Regions from separate parts of the Homo sapiens genome. Here region 1 is linked to region 2. Evidence: chromatin contacts called from ENCODE Hi-C or POLR2A ChIA-PET data. All regions are on one chromosome and are shown on one strand. Each heading gives the region's core, a stretch centred on a gene start or an enhancer-like site at or near the end of the contact. The rest is flanking DNA. Distances are from core to core; before and after follow the strand shown. Region 1 has its middle 64 kb from the start of ADAMTS15. Region 2 holds the start of LINC02551 (long intergenic non-protein coding RNA 2551).

The links. A loop is a pair of places that touch in the nucleus more often than their neighbours do. ChIA-PET counts read pairs that join two places held with the same protein, here RNA polymerase II (POLR2A). Pooled maps may share reads with other maps.
Region 1: a loop to region 2 is called in a map of gastrocnemius medialis, with 3 times the contacts of the local background. The contact joins the enhancer-like site here to the promoter of LINC02551 in region 2. A Hi-C loop is called at or near these places in 1 of 168 maps with a recorded cell type or tissue (gastrocnemius medialis) and 6 of 50 pooled maps. POLR2A ChIA-PET finds 5 or more read pairs at or near these places in 1 of 52 experiments (PC-3).

What each region holds. Positions count from the first base shown.
Region 1 is chr11:130,511,165-130,515,075 of GRCh38, reverse strand. No RefSeq gene overlaps it. Among named protein-coding and RNA genes, the nearest start is that of ADAMTS15, 64 kb to the right of the region's middle. RefSeq lists an enhancer at 2,663-3,862. Within about 2 kb of position 1,823, at least 3 of the 41 ENCODE cell types and tissues checked have a DNase peak (open chromatin) inside an H3K27ac peak, as active enhancers do; they include gastrocnemius medialis, where a contact is called at or near this core.
Region 2 is chr11:130,860,315-130,864,247 of GRCh38, reverse strand. LINC02551 (long intergenic non-protein coding RNA 2551) reads left to right here and starts at 2,138. Exons shown (of 6, transcript NR_125383.1): 1 at 2,138-2,282; 2 at 2,420-2,472. RefSeq lists enhancers at 1,776-2,276, 2,277-2,777.

The sequences.
Region 1 (3,911 bases), core at 574-3,073, 350 kb after region 2:
CCACGGCCCAAGCCCAACCTGCCCTGCTCCTTCAGCTCTGCTGAAAAATGAGTAGCCGTGTTGGCTCAGATGTCACCTCCTCCCCCTAGCCCAAGCACTGTGCTTCAAATCACTGCATCACTTTTTTCAGCCTCAGCGTGAACTGCACCCAGCACTATGCTAAACAGGGACAGAGGCCACATCTGCCTCCTAAGAGCTCGTGATGGAAATGGGACCCACGGGTAGCTGACTCAGCCACCTTGTCAAGCCATTGGGCCCCTGTTCAGGAACCTGCAGATTGGATTCAGAACAGGTGCTTTGAACCTGGTCCTTCACTGAAGGTGGTGATGAGGAAGCAGAACCTCCATTCATTCTGAGGAGTGGGGGTGATAGGGGAGATGGGAAGAAGGTGCCCAAAGGCAGGAAGCCCCCCCTGGAGCAGAGTTGGGGAGCCAATATTGGAGTCCCTTGGCCTGTCTAGTAGACAGTCCTTCTATCAGATGACCCAACATCTGCAATGTGGACTCTTCCTGTGGGCTCACTGGGCAGGTCATATGCACTCACAGAACCCAGATTGCAAGAGCATACAACCATCTGCCCACAAACCAAGCTGTGTGGGCTCTCTGCCCAGATTCTGTTATTTGGGTTCTGAGACTGATCTGGAGCTGACTCTCACTTAAATCAATCTGTGCAATTTGCCTCCAGCCCACTCTGAATCCTAAGAGATCTATACTCCAGAACAACTTGGTATTTGGCAATCTGAGTCTTTGAATCTCTGCTTAGAACTCAGCATCTCAGAGCTTTCTCACTCATATCTATCTTTCATCTTCCTAGCCCGGAGCCAATCAGTCCTCCACTTCAGCCCTGGTGGCTCTCTTACCTTACAAGAGAGGTTCCCAGTTCCAGGTTTGGTCAAGACCAGTGGTTTTCAAAGTGTGGCTCCCAGACCTATTAATGGCATCAACATCACATGGGAATTTGTTAGAAATGCAAAATATTGGGCCATGTGCGGTGGCTCATGCCCATAATCCCAGCACTTTGGGAGGCCGAGGCGGGTAGATCATGAAGTCAAGAGATGGAGGCCATCCTGGCCAACATGGTGAAACCCCGTCTCTATTAAAAATACAAAAATTAGCTGGGCGTGGTGGTGCACGCCTGTAGTCCCAGCTACTTGGGAGACTGAGGGAGGAGAATCGCTTGAACCTGGGAGGCGGAGGTTGCAGTGAGCCAAGATCGCGCCACTGCACTCCAGCCTGGCAACAGAGCAACAGTCCATCTCAAAAAAAGAAATGCAAAATATTGGCCTCTAGACCCTAGACCTACTAAATCAGAAATTCTTAGGATAGGTCCCAGCAATCTGTGTTTTCCCAAGCTCTCCAGGTTTAAGAACCACAGATCTGGACTCCCTCCCTCCCTCCATGAGAACTGGAATAGGATGGCAGGTGCTGGGGGTGAGAGGGCCAAGCAGAAAGAGCCCCAGGAACCTGCACACAGTAGGGCAATGGCTGAAGGGAAGGAGAAGGTCTGTCTGCCCTCTGCTGAGTTAGTAGGGAGCCTGGCTTTCCCCAGGCAGCAAAAGTCCAGGAATCTGTCCCTCCATGAGCCTAATCTGTCCCCAGAAGAGCCCGCCCATATGTCCCTGCAAACAACACAGCTTGCTCTACCACACAGCAGATGTTCCTGAGAGCTGAGCCATTTTAATAGTCAATGGGCAGCCATAAATCATCAGCTGGAGCCATGAAGAGGCTGAAGGGGAAGTGAGGCCACTTGGCCTGAGCCCCAGCATGAGAACTAGGTGTGAGCTCTGTTTGAGCCAGCACACAGGCATCAACCCAGATAGGGAAGGATGGGCAGGGCTCCTCCGCAGGCCAGCTCAGAGCTCAGGCTACAGCCAACTTTCACGACCAGACATCCTGAGCCGGGGGCAATGGGAACCAGCCAGGGGCCCATTCATCTGCTTCTGTGGGCAGTCTGGAAAAAGAGCTCCATGCCCAACTTCTCCTTCCTACCCACCTGCCCTCTTCTCCCCTCACAGTCCCTACTGAGGTTCTTCCCCAGGCACAAGGTGGGGACAGAAAATTAGCCCAAAAACTCCAGGCCATTTGGGGAAGCCCAGGGAACCAGCTGCCTGGAGAAGAGCCTTCTCCAATGTTACCCCTTCTGACCTCCCAAGTGCAGCCTTCCCTATTTCCGACCTGGACCAGACACCGGATATCCAGCCATCCTCTGTGCTGAGGCTCTGGTGACGTCCTCTCTAAACTGAGCGTCCACCTGTGACACCCCCTGCTGAGTCTGGAGTTCAGCACAGAGAACTCCACAAACTCCAGAATCCCTTGAGGCCAGTTCTCCAAAGTTTTAGGGAACAAGGTAAGCCTCAGAGAGGGGCTATGGGGTAACCACACCCTGGCCATTTGTCAGGAGGGCAGAGAGGGAAGAAATCAACGAGGACTTGACAGGGAGGGGGAGTGTAACTACAATTTTAAAAGAATTGAAATGCTGGGCCTATTAAATGTATAAAAAGATACCAAAATAAAAGTTTCAGCAGAAGAGCCTACAAAATAAAAATTGGGACCACTGTGAGCATGAGACCAGTCCCAGTGTGGGGACCTCAAACAGTGAATGTTTCAGAACAAACTGCACCACCCTGGAACATTTGGGCAGATCAGTAATACAGGAAGTCGACAGAGAGTTGTGGGGAAGGGTTCAGGATTTCTGTGGAGAGAGCCGTGGATGAGCTGCGATCTCACCCCTCTCCCATGTGGGGTTACCTTCTTACCCCAAGTCTGGTGAGAAGGGGCTTCCAGGCATTCCTCAGAAGACTGCACTGTGGCTCTTGCCTAAAGCCAATCGGGAAGACTGAATATTAAATCTAGTTCCAAATGTTTATTAGTATCTTGCACTGGACATTGCCATTTCTGAACTGAGATTAGGGACTTAAAGTGTTGACAGGATGTACCTCATGTTTCCTTCTAGGGTGGGCAGGCAATATTGCACCCACTGAATAATTTTAAAGGGACAATGAGACACAAGAAATATGAAACTGCATTTTGATCCTGCCATGAGTTGTATGCACTCAAAGTGATCTAGCGCAGAGGCTGTGGTGGTTCATGTGATGTGTCACCATGACTGGGCCAAGGTAAACCCAGATAGCTGGTGACACATTATTTCTGGGTGTGTCTGTGAGGGTGTTTCTGAAAAAAAATTAGCAATTGAAGCAGCAGACTGGGTAAAGAGGATACGCCCTCACCAGTGTGGGCAGGTGGCATTCAATCCATCCATTGTGGGACCAAAAAGAACAAAAAGGCTGAGGAAGGCCAACTTTTCTCTCTCTCGAGTTCGGTTATCCCTCTTCTCCTGTCTTTGAACATCATCTCCTCTGCTTCTCAGGCCTTCCAATTCAGACAGAATTGCACACCTGCATCTCTGGGTCTCCAGCTTGCATATATAGAGACAAATATAGAAATCAATATCTATAGATATAGCTATGGATAGATAGATAGATAGATAAATAGATAGATGATAGATAGATAGGATATCAATTTATCTATAGATATACCTATTTATGGCTAGATACAGCCATAATATGTTATGGCTATAGCTGTCTATCTATCTATAGATATAGCTACTTTAGCTCTTGTAGCTATATCTATAGACAGATAGCGATAGACGATAGATAGATAGATAGATAGATGGATAGATAGATATTTTTCATGGATAGGTAGATATATAGGATAGATATATATATCCTATGTATATCTATAGGTAGATAGATATACATAGGATATGGATCTATAGATAGATATATATAGGATATGGATAGATAGATATCTCCTATATTTATCTATAGATATCCTATATATATACATCTATCCGTAAATAGCTATATCTGTAGATATCTAGGAATAGCTGTCTCCTATGGGTTCTATTTTTCT
Region 2 (3,933 bases), core at 889-3,388:
CAGCATAACATTTTGATATATGTTTACATTGTGGAATGACTAAATCAAGCTATTTAAAATATGTCTTATCTCACATATGATTTTTTGTGGTGAGAACACTTAAAATATACTCTGAGCAATTTTCAAATATACAATATGTTGTTAACTGTAATCACCATGTTATACAATAGATCTTTGAACTTCTTCCTCCTAACTGAAATTTTGTGTCCTTTGACCAACATCTCCCCAATCCTCCAACCCTTCAGCCTGTTAGCCACTATTTTATTCAGTGTTTCTATGAATTCAGCTCTTTAGAGTTCACATGTAAGTGAGACCATGTGGTATTTGTCTTTCTGTGCCTGGCTTACATCACTTCAGGTTACACTATATATGTTTAAATCTTTCACTGTGTGTGGTTCCCATAAGAATGCAAGCCCCATGAGGGCCAGGACCTTGCTTTATTCACAGCTCACCCTACAGCTCTGCCTTTAGCAGTGTGAGGAATATCGTAGGTGCTCACTGTTTGTGGAATGAGTGGATAGGTGAATGAATGAGCAAATGAATATTTTTCTGTAAAGCAAGGACCACTCTGTGTGATAATGTGACATGCAGCCCACCATGGGATGATGTAAGGCTTCTTTTCACAGAACCGAAGAGCGTTTGAACTATAAAGGTCCTTGAAAGTAGGTCACCGTCCCAATTGTACAGAGTAGGAAACTGAGTCCCAGAGAGGGAAAACAGATGGAAATGAACACTTGGAAAGTTAATATCTTTGATTTTTAATACTTCTTCCTAGAGCGTAGTCCGATGTAACAGTTCATCTGGCGAGATTCTGAGTTACCAATTTTTTATGGGTTTTGCGTTAGAATAATTTTATAATAATCAAAAGTAAATGAGAACAAGGCCAATAGCATAAAATTTCACTCCTTCACACTCCTAAGTGTTTTTCGAGGCACTGCGGAAAAGGAAGCATCTATCGTGGTTGGTCCAGCATCCCTTCAGTAGCTTAGATCTGCAGAAATACTGTTGGAACATCGTTTCTTTATTCTTCCCATCCTTTGTGTGTTAGGCCAAACCCTGAGGACTGTCTGCCTTGGAATAGAGAGGAAATCCAAGCATATGTGCAAAGTTGAGCTGCACTTTCAGCCCCAGGTCTTCAATGGGCCTTCTCCACAGGCACCTGTGAAATGCCAGCAGGGTCGTTGCATGTAGAGGGATCCCACTCAGTGCACCCCTGGGAATGGCTCAGCCGCACTGTGGGTGTAAGCATTAATCACACAACAGCCATTCTACATATTCCTTTTTTATTCTCCAGAGAGTGCCAGGAAAAGTCCTGCCCAGTCAAAAGTCTTCTCTTGCAGCTGGGTGTTGAGGGTGATTGCCCCTCTCTCTCCTTGTAAGATTATGTTTGACAGCAGTGAAAACCAACAGTTTAACAGCAGTAATCTCTTGGCAGGACAGATTGATATGAGCCTTGTCCCAAAACAAAGTAATCCTTTCAGGGAAGTGTATTTCAAGTTGAGCTCACGTTCCCAAGATGCTGAGATTCTTATGTAGCTGACACCGGAGCTGAGGCTGAGCCCCAGCCAGGGATATCCAACGATTGCCAGTAACACCACGGAACTGAGTGAAGATTCAGGGGCTGAGTGTGTTCCTGAGTGCTTCAAACCGGGGGACCTGGAAACCAGAGGACTCCTGGGGAAAGGCTGTCAACTCCAGCCTGCTCTTCCTAAATGGCCTTGTTAGTAGTGACTTCAGCCCTGGCGGTGAGGCATGTGGGTCAGAATAACATTCCCTTTCTTTTCCCTTCACCTCTTTTTTCTCCACGGTTCCTTTTCATAACTTCTTTATTTGCTGCCTAGAGGAGCTTTCTGGACATTTTGTCTCCAGGGAGCGTGACATGTCACCTGTTTCTCACCTCATATGCCTCTGATCTTCTACACCAAGGTAGCTATAAAGGCTTGCTTTCTAGGCTGGGTTTCCCTGCACAGGCCCACTGAACCACTCAAACCTCAGAGGTGGAAGTGCCCAGCGGGCCTCATGGTCAGCTGGGGATAACGGAGTCATTTTCGCAGCCCAACTTCTGAAATTCCACAAGAGGGCGCCCAAGGTCTCCCAAGTCCGGCCACGCCCGGTGGCCTTGAGGCCGGAAGGTGGCGCTGTTGCTTTAGCCATCAAGAAAGGCAAGGCTGGGGACGCCGCATCCCCGGGTGCGGAGGGCGATGCCTAGGGGCGATGCTGTGCCTGTGGCGGCCAAACAGTGCCACCCACTCCGGGAAACAAAGCCAAGCGCCGGACGCTAGGTATGGGAGAGAAGAGCCACCCTGACCCAAGGGAGGGCTCTAGGTGAGGAGCCAGCGTCCTCCGGCTCCGGTTCCCGCTGCACTGCTGCTTTGCCAGGAGGCCTTGAAGAAAGTCATTCATTCTTTCTCCCCCACAGCTTCCTAGGTCTTCCACGTGTTCAACGGAAATTCACAAATTCTCTAGTAGCAGGTAAGCTTCGGATTCAGGAATGAAAAAGACAAAGCCCTGTCCTGGGTGAATTCATTATCCATGGACAGGGGAGGCAGGCGCATCATCGGAAAGTCACCGTGTGAGGAGGGACGTGGAGGCACAGAGGTGCACACGGAAGCCCCCAGAAGAAGGACTTCCCCCAGCCTGGGGAAGCTGGGCGGGCAGGGGTGGGCCAGCGAAGCCTTCCCGGTGATTCTAGGCAGTCTTAAAAGGTGTTAGGAGTCAACTTGGGAAAGATTAGGAAAAGGCAGTGTAGGCCAAGGGACGGCCGGAGCAGAGGCCGCGCGGCAGTGCTGGCATGTGGGTGGGCGGTGGTAAGGAAGGCGGTGGATGAGGATGCAGGGAGCAGATGGGCTGCGTTGCAGGCTGGGCCCCTATGGCCCTCAATAGGTTTTGTGGTCAACATGCTTTGTGGAGTTACAACAAGCAATGGTGGCCCTAACACATATATTCATTTATAGGTCCATAAATCTGCATTCATAGAGATAAATGAGTAATCCCCAGGGTGAAGGAGAACTGGAAGAGACACTGGAGCCAGGTCCACCCTTGGCCAGGTTTTACCTTGACTTGGCGTCATCACTAGGCACTGGTTTTTTTCTCTCTCCTTCTTCCCTGACCAAGAAATACAACAAATTCGTTATGATATCGACTTGTCATGATCCGAAATTGAAGAGCAACCATATATTTATTTGGCAAGATAAATACACACATTCTTTACATAAGATTAGTAGCCACCAGTTTCTAAAAGCATATATTGTCATTTATTTGCCAAAACAAAGGTACATGCCCACATGTTATAGATGGGAAAGATGAGGCCCAGAGCTCGGGTGCATGGCTGAGGTCACCCAATTAGTGGATGGTGGTGCTGGCACTTCTGTCTGGGCTGCTTCACCTTGTCACACACTCTCCACTCCATGCAGGCCGCACCTCTCTAGCAGGGTTTATCACCCAGCTTAGTATCACTAGTACCCAGCACACTCACTCTGTGAAAGACACTGCACTGTGATCTGTAGGGTCTAAAGCTAGGGGTCCATGTCACATACAGAATGGCACTTTTCACAGAAAGAGAGGACAGATGCTGCATGGCTGGTCTCAGTGTTCATTCCGAACCCCCACACTCCAGCGTGAGTACCAAATGGTCATGAGCATTGACGGAGCACACAGTGTACCCTGAGTTCTAAAGACGCAGGACTGTGTCTGAGCTGCCATAACAGAATACCATATCAGGTAGCTGACAAAAAAAAACAAAACAAAACACATTTCTCACAGTCCAGAGAGCAAGGTTCAGTGTCAAATGATGGCCTGTTTCCTCATAGACCCTATCTTCTCACTGTAACTTCACATGTCAGAAGGGACAAACAAGCTCCCTTAGGCCCCTCTTATGAGGGCACTCATCCCATGCGTGTGGCCTCTACCCTCAAGACCAAGTCACCTTCCGAA